Regions from separate parts of the Homo sapiens genome. Here region 2 is linked to region 1. A link is an interaction called in ENCODE POLR2A ChIA-PET data of the cell type or tissue named here. Cell type or tissue: GM12878. All regions are shown on one strand. Each heading gives the region's core, and the rest is flanking DNA. Links, peaks and the distances in the headings are about the cores only. Region 1 overlaps CCDC146 (coiled-coil domain containing 146). Region 2 overlaps CCDC146 (coiled-coil domain containing 146).

The links. Peaks named below come from ENCODE experiments on the same cell type or tissue, not always from the same donor. Only the 100,000 strongest peaks of a DNase experiment are listed, where the experiment ranks them.
Region 2: POLR2A ChIA-PET joins it to region 1 with 5 read pairs; 2 of 35 experiments call an interaction of 5 or more read pairs at or near these places.

The regions. Positions count from the first base shown.
Region 1 is chr7:77,267,149-77,271,553 of GRCh38, reverse strand. All of the region lies in intron 9 of CCDC146 (coiled-coil domain containing 146), which reads right to left. All of the region lies in intron 2 of LOC102723791 (a long non-coding RNA gene), which reads left to right. Among named protein-coding and RNA genes, the nearest start is that of CCDC146-AS1, 21 kb to the right of the region's middle. In GM12878, for the core only: no CTCF peak of the experiment used is centred there; a DNase peak (open chromatin) is centred at 1,743.
Region 2 is chr7:77,184,936-77,189,340 of GRCh38, reverse strand. All of the region lies in intron 2 of CCDC146 (coiled-coil domain containing 146), which reads right to left. Among named protein-coding and RNA genes, the nearest start is that of FGL2, 13 kb to the left of the region's middle. In GM12878, for the core only: no CTCF peak of the experiment used is centred there; no DNase peak of the experiment used is centred there.

The sequences.
Region 1 (4,405 bases), core at 232-4,231:
ATATATATATATATATATATATATATATATATATATATATCTCCTATTAGTGTGTGTGTATATATATATATATAAAATAAAAAGGGGAGTTTATTAAGTATTAACTCACAGGATCACAGGGTCCCACAATAGGCCATCTGCAAGCTGAGGAGGAAGGAAAGCCAGTCTGAGTCCCAAAACTGAAGAAACTTGGAGTCCGATGTTCGAGGGCAGGAAGGGTCCAGCACGGGAGAAAGATGTAGGCTGGGAGGCTAGGCCGGTCTCTCATTCACATTTTTCTGCCTGTTTATAGTCTAGCCACACCGGCAGCTGATTAGATTGTGCCCACCCAGATTAAGGGTGGGTCTGCTTTCCCCAGCCCACTGACTCAAAGGTTCATCTCCTTTGGCAACACCTTCACAGACACACCCAGGATCAATACTTTGTATCCTTCAAGCCAATCAAATTGACATTTAGTATTAACCACGACAGCAACAGAATGCTGTTTTTTTTTTTTTTTTTCCAGAGCTGCAATGTATCCAGGAGTCCTCACACTTCTTTGCAGCTGGGGGTGCCCATATGAGCTAAGACAAGCCAATGAAATGTAAGTGGAAGTCTGTGAGGAGGGGTCCTGGGAAAGTGGCTGTTTTCCTGTTAAAAGGAGCTGGCCAAGCCAGCAATCATTTATGTCTTTTGCTCGTTGCCCTTCCTCCTCCTTTTGCCAGTTTATGCTTAAGGTGGAATAGCCATTTTCTGACCATGGAGAAACAATGTACACACTAAGGTTGACTGAAAGGGGAGCTAAAAGGATCCTAGACTTTTCATTATGTGAAATAACCGGTTGTGCCTACCTGTGCTCTTTTTATTAAGTGAGTAAAACAACTCCCTATTTAGCAAAATCATTATAGTTGAGTTTCTATTACTCATTGAGGCCAAATTGCAAACCTAACCTAATAGGTGTTTCTCTTGAAAGGAAACCTTCCCAAGGTAATCTGGAAAATAGGCTGGAGTTAGACTGAAGTCTCCATTAATGTGGGAGGAAAATAACTATCAAGTATCAAAGTTCTAACTACATGGTCTGGAGTTACTTGAGATATTTTCCATTTCTTTTGAGCCCCAAACTGCATATATCAGGTTTTGTAAGCTTATGATAGTTCTTTTAGTTTTTATAGTGTAGCATTTCACATTTAAAAATGTATTTATTGTGATTGTGACCAAACAACAGAAATGTGTAAAGTAAAAAAAAAAAAAAAATCTGCTTCCTACCTCTGCTGCTTCAAGTACTACTCCCCAGGAGTCACTATTAATAGTTTTGGTGTCTGTTCTTCCAGGCATTTTCAATGCATGAATAATCATCGGTAACTTTCATAAAAGTTAAGAAATTAGACATTACTTGTTGCTGTAAATATCCCAATTATTTGATATCAGTGAACCTCAGCTTAACACTTTGATATTTTTCTAAAGCATTCCAACCTTTCATGAGGCTTGTACCTTGAGTTTCTGGGAGAGTCTCTATGTACAAGTCAAACGCCATAGGAGAATCAAACAACTGTCTCTGGGGGGAAATACATTCTGAAGAATAGCTAGAGCTCTTCATGTTTACCTTTTATCTCTTTTAGTTTTGGATTGCATGCAAGTCTGAAAAAATGTTCACTTGGGCTGGGAGTGCCTGGCCTGACCCACTCCTGTTTTCAAGTACTGCCAGCTGTGGGCAGTGGCTGGGCTAATTATAAATCACAGGGTCAAAGAGGAAGTTAGTCTCTCACTGAAACTGTACTAGAACAAAACCAGATTTTTCTTAAAATCAACAAAGGAAAAGGATTCTAATACACTTTAATTTCTGTTAGTTTTATATTCTATGGGTGCTTAGTTTTATATTCAATGGGTGCTATTTTGTGGACTTAATAGCTAGTAGTGTCATAATATAAATAGCTTTTATAATATTTGTTAAAATCTGAACAACTTGTGCGCATTCCACTGCAAACTCCTCTTCGGTCAAAGGCCATGCCTCACATATTTTGTGTCCAGTCAGATCAAACTACAGTGACAAGCCTCACCATCACAGACAGCTTCCAATTAGATTTATAGCAGCCCATGCTTAAATATAAGCAGATAGCCAAGAATTACCATATATTGGAGGAAAGTTTCTAAAAAGAAAGAGACAAAAACAAAAAAAGAAAAATACAGAAAAAACACGGAGAAAAAGTCTTATTTAGGAAAAGAAGAAGAAAAAGAAACCATCATTAATAGCCTCAATGAGATAAGAGATTAAAGATACTATGAAAAAGAAACATCCAGAGAACAAAGAGAGCACAAGGAAATATAAAGTATGATAGCATAATGAAAGAGTAGAAGGGTTGAAAGGAAAACTTGAGGAAATTTCTCTTTTAGCAAGTCAAATGACAAAAAAGAAAGGAAAATAAAAGAAAAAAGAAAATTAGAGGACTGTTTTAGAAGGTCCAACATCTGCGTAAAAGGAATCCAAGACAGAATAGAGAAAATCAAATGGACAAAATTAAATAATCCAAGACAAAGTATCAGAACTTTGGAAGGACATATACTTCCATAGACAGAGAACCCATTCAGTGCCCCACACGATGGATACAATGGGAACATCATTGTAAAATGTAAAAATTCTGGAGGCAAGTAAGAGATCCTACAAATTTCCCAGCATGGAAAAAAAAATGGCTTCAAATAAAGGATCAATATTTAGAATGACATCAAATCTTCTTCATAGTGAAGCTAGAAGGCAGTTAATCTAATGCCTTTTTCCTGAGGGAAAATGATTTCCAACCTAAAATTCCATATCCAATTAAAGCACTAATTGTCTGTATGGCTAGTGTGAGGGTAAAATATTTTTTAGCATGCAAGGTCTTCTGACATACAATTTCCAACACACAAAGTCTTAAACAATTACTTTTTCACTAACATTTTTCTCATGAAGCTACTGGAAGGCATGTCCCCTCCTCCAAAAGGGGGTAAGCTAAGAGAATAAAATAGATGAGACCCATGAAATAGAGTCGGAAGAGAGGTGAAGGGCATCAGCAAGATGATGGAGTAAGGCTCCTAGAATGAGAGCAGTGCAGTAAGCACATACAGAAATGGACTACTTTGGAACAAGTCAGAAGGCTGAGAAAGAAAAAGGCAGCCCCTGGTATCCAGGAGCAGAACTGGTACTCATAGGTAGGCCTTGGTATTCCCCTGTTGAACATAAACAATTGCCCAGAACATCAACTTCAGACAAAGCCCCTCTGTAATCATGATGGATCAGGACAAAAACAAGGCCACTCCATAACTGTATTTGAACATAGACAAAAACATGAACATTGTCCAAGCCACAAAATACCATAAATTCCCCTTGTATAGCTTTGTTTAACAATCACAGTTTTGGTCTCCATCTAATCTTTTCTTTTTCTAGGTAAAATTTAAGATACTCTACCACAGAATTACTCTCATTTCCTGAGAACATCCTAATTCAGGGCAAAGTCCCATTTCTTTAAACCGTTCCTCAAGTCACATGACACATATCCTGTAAGTCCTTTCTAATACCCTCTATTGAGACTCCCTACAATTCTCCATGGCGTGTGTTCTCCCTTGCTGCAATATGTAATAAACTCAGCGCATTCAACTGCTGATGTATTCCTGTTAGTCTTTGGCTAGAGGTCATTGATGAGGCTTAGAAGAGATTTCTTCAAGAAGAGTAAATGAATAGGCCATCAAATGTGTTTTAATATACTGAGAGGAGATTTATATAATTGGAGAAGAATTTGGGATTGAACTGATAAGCACACCGAAAACTATAAAAGTGTAAAAACAGGATGTTTATAAATTCCTGGGAACACAAAATTTTGTAAGGGTAATTATATAATATCACATGGCTCAGGCACGAATAGCCTTTATATGTTCATAATAATAACAAATTCTGAACTAATCAAAATTATGACATGAGAATACCGTGTATACAGAGGGACAAGAAATGTATTTGTGATGAACAGGGGTCTAAAGAGGGCTGAATCCTCATCTTTTATAGTGATTAAAAAAAAAAAAAAGATCAAGTCTACAACTGAAAACTCAAGTAGCAGCATCATAAGCATGTTACTTGGGGTATGAAGATATACCAAAAGAACTGGCTGAAGAAACAGCGCTTGATTAGGAAGATGACTTGATTAGGAATGGGAAATACATGGACAAACTTTCTATGCCTGGGGCAGACATCACCAATCAACTACAGAGCTTCTATCTGACAAGTCAGCACTGGGCCTCAGAATCCTTTGCAATATTGGGCCAGGCGCGATGGCTCACACCTGTAATCCCAGCACTTTGGGAGGCCGAGGCAGGTGGATCACCTGAGGTCAGGAGTTTGAGACTAGCCTGGGCAACATGGTGAAACCCCATCTCTACTAAAAATATAAAAACTAGCTGGGCT
Region 2 (4,405 bases), core at 128-4,127, 82 kb after region 1:
GATCAAAGGTCAGCCAGTGGTAGATAATAACAATTAGAGGCATTATAGAAAACCGCAAGATTTTAGTCTGAGCAACTGTGAAGGATGGAGCTGCCAGGAACAGAAATGCGGAAGTCTGCAGGGGAAGCCTGTCTGCAAAGTGTGTGAGGAGTGGAATGGAGTGGGGTGGGAGGCTGGAATCAGAAGTTTTGAACATTATAAGTTCAAAGATATCCAAGTGGATATAGGCATTTGAATATTAGTCTGAAGTTCAGGAAAGACATCTAGGGCTCAGAAATACAGTTGAGAAATGTGGAATCCCATGGCAATGAATCCATGGGATTAGATAACCTGGTAAGTAAGTTTATGTGCAGCAGACTTTTACAGAAACAGCCCTGGCACAAGCTGGCCTTGCAGAAGTTGGAGATGAGGAGGAGCCAGCACAGTTGCATCCCACCCATCCACCCTGTAATGATGTCATTCAAGAGGTGCCAGTGACACTTTATGGTGAGGGCAGAGATTCATTCCCATTGCAATAGATACTTATTTTAGATTACGTTAGATATAGATTTGCTTTTCCTTGCTTCTGTCAACAACGGTATTTTTGTTGAGTTACTGGATATCTTAAAAAATCATCATGGTGTTACACAATGGTATTCTACAAAACTTTTAACTTAGGAAGACACCTGACAGCAAAATGAGGGGGTAATGACTGATTGAAGCCTCAAATACTGCATCTTCTTGGAGATACCACCTTAGGAGAGTGGGGTGTTGTGATGTAATTACAGTGCGTGTGTGTGTACCTGTGCATAAGTAGATACACATATGCATATAGCAAAATAAAATGAACTAGGGCACAGATCGAAAAACCTTTTCATTTGTTAGCAGTGTGCTGCTCAAGTTTGAGGAATCATTTGTGGTCATTTAAATTCATTAGAGTACTAGTTTGCTATGATTATAAACCTTTAGTTGGGCAGAGACTAGTTTTACTCCCCTTTTCCTTAGAGACACTAATGATCTTTTTAAAAAATTGTGGGTACATAGTAGGTATACATATTTATGCGCTACATGAGATATTTTGATAGAGGATACAATGCATAATAATCACACCAGGATAACTGGGGTGATAAAGGAAAAACTTCACCCGAATTAAATTTAAAGCAGTTTAAGTAAGCAACAAACAATTTGTGAATCAGGCAGCCCCCATAATCACAGCAGATTCACAGAGACTCCAGGGGTGCCTCGTGGTCAGAACAAATTTATAGACAAAAAAGGTAAAGTGACGTACAGGAATCGGAAGCGAGGTACAGAAACTAGTACTAAAAGACTGGTTACAGCTCGGCATTTGCCTTATTTTGAACGCAGTTTGAACACTCAGCATCTGTGAGTGGTTGAAGTACGGCCGCTGGGATTGGCCAACACTCAGCTATTGTTACGGGTCTATGCTATTAAGTTAGGTATACATCAAATGTAGATTATAAAAATTCAGTTGTAGAGGATTAATGAAAAAACCACTTAAGCAGTAGATTCTTCTTCTAGCTCATTTTTTAATCTATTTAATTTTAGGTGGTTTGGTTTATGGGGACCTTGGGTAAGGAGCATACTCTAAACTCTTGGTATTATCCTCCCAATAGTCATAGTGATAGTCTCCCTGGTGCACTGTATTCTCTCAAAGGTTTTAAATGCTTGCATGCAGCCATCTCTAGAATATCAAATGCTCTCTCTTCGACTGGAATGACAGAAGCTGAAAGAAATGTGTGACCATGAGGACACCATAACCTATGAATGACATGCTGAGACCAGAAACCCAAAATGATGGTAACTGAGAGTGGCGCTGAGGCCCTAAGTTTTGGTCACACTCTCACCTAAGTGAGAACCTGGCCAAAAAGGGGAAATTTTTTAAACAAAATTATGGAAGGCCATTATTTTGGACTGAGCTTATGTACTAGGCCCCAACAAACCAAACCAAACTAAAATGGAGTCACTTGTGCTAAATGTGACATAATCAAACTAAGGCTTTAAGAAAACACACAGCTCCTAGAACAGACCAGGTTTTGGTTTTTTTTCTCCTGTAAACAGGATGTTCCAGCATAAGGAAGTAACCTCTACTCAGTCCTTATTCCCTCCTTGCAAAACCCACTGTTCTACTGCTTCCCAGTGGGTTTCAAAACTATATAAGTTCATTTATATAGTGATGGTAACATCAATGAATAAGGTTTTAGTCAATCTCTCAAAATTGAGAAAATTACCAAAAGTGGAGAATTGTTAAAGCAAACTAAATATGGCCTGAGAAGGACTCCATACTTCTACATTTGAGTCCTTGTGGATGAACAGTAACCTAGCTTAATAGTCAGACAAATCTGAAAACCTAACTTAATTGTATGCACCTATAACAATGGCTGAGTGTTGGCCAATCCCAGCAGCATACTTCAACCACTCAGACTGCTGAGTGTTCAAATTGCATTCAAACAAGACAAACACCGAGCTATAACCAATCTCACTGTTTCTGTTACCTCACTTCCAATTCCTATACGTCACTTTATCTTTTTTGTCTATAAATTTGTTCTGACCACAAGGCACCCCTGGAGTCTCTGTGAGTCTGCTATGATTTTGGGGGCTGCCTGATTCGTGAATTGTTCATTGCTCAATTAAACTCCTTTAAATGTAATTCAGATGAAGTGTTTATAGGGGCATTCATCCCCTCAAGCATTTATCCTTTGTGTTACAAACAATCCAATTATACTTAGTTATTTTAAGGTGTACAATTAAATTATTTTTGACTGTAGTCCCCCATTGTAGGTCTCGTTCATTATTTTTATTTTGTACTCATTAACCATCCTCACTTACCCCCTGCCCTCCCCACTACCCTTTCCAGCCTCTTGTAACCATCCTTCTACTTGCTATTTCCATGATTTCAATTATTTTAATTTTTATCTCCCATAAATAAGTGAGAACATGCAGTTTGTCTTTCTGTGCCTGGCTTATTTCACTTAACATAATGACTTCCAGTTCCATCCATGTTGTTGCAAATGATGGGATCTCATTATTTTTTATGGCTGTATAGTACTCTATAGTGTGTATGTACTACATTTTCTTTATTCATTCATCTGTTGGACACTTAGATTGTATCCAAACCTGGGCTATTATGAATAGTGCTACAATAAACATGGGAGTGCAGATGTATCTTTGATACACTGATTTCCTTTCTTTCGGGTATATACCCAGCAGTGGGATTGCTTGGTCATATGGTAGCTCTATTTTTAGTTTCTTGAGGAACCTGGAAACTGTTCTCCATAGTGGTTGTGCTAATTTACATTCCCACCAACAGTGTATGAGGCTTCCCTTTTCTTCATATCCTCACAGCATTTGTTATTGCCTGCCCTTTGGATAAAAGCCATTTAAACTGGGGTGAGATGATATCTCGTTGGAGTTTTGATTTGCACTTCTCTCATGATCAATAGATTCTTAATTATTTCAATCTCTTTGTTAATCTGATAGAATTCCAAGTTCCATCTCTGTGTCATCTTGAATTTCCTTAAAACAACTATTTTGAATTGTCTGTCTGAAAGGTTACATATCTCTGTTTCTTTAGGATTGGTCCCTGGTACTTTATTTAGCTCATTTGGTGACGTCATGTTTTCCTGGATGGTCTTGACGCTTGTGCATGTTTGTCTGTAACTAGACATTGAAGAGTTAGGTATTTATTGTAGTCTTCGCAGTCTGGGCTTGTTTGTACCTATCCTTCTTGGGAAGGTTTTCCAGATATTTGAAAGAGAACTTGGGTATTGTCATCTAAGCCATATCTGCTTTAGGGGGCACCCCAACAACAGAAACACTGTGGTTCTTGCAGACTCACTGAGATACTACCTTGATAGTCTTGGATAAGATCTGGAAGTTCTTATCTACAGTTCAAGATGAGATTTGGGTGGGGTCACAGCCAAACCATATCACTTTCCCATTTTCTGCAAGAGGCAAGCAACTTGTGTTTATGTTTAAACGTTTATCAAACGGTCCACAAAATTATTTGCTTATATTTCTGTCCCATTCAGTAATGTAATATATTTTTTTCAGTGACTCTAACCTGTTTTAATTTTTGTTCAGAGATTCTTGTTTCTGCATACTGATAATGATAAACAGCTGTTACTTGCTGAGTGCCAACCATGGGCTGGACACTTCCCTAGGAGCATTTCCAATGTCATCTCTGTTTGCTATGATTAATGCTGGAATAAGGAGGCAATACTTTATACTCAGTAACAATCTTCCCTGGAAAAAAAAAAGCCTCTGTTATCTACAAACTGTTTTTCACTTGTAGATAATTATCCATTTTCAGCGGTCCTGACATTCTTGGTCAGGAAGTGGACTAATTTTCCATGGGTAACAGATACACATAGTAAACCTCAGTCTCATCCCCCCATGACTTTCTGTG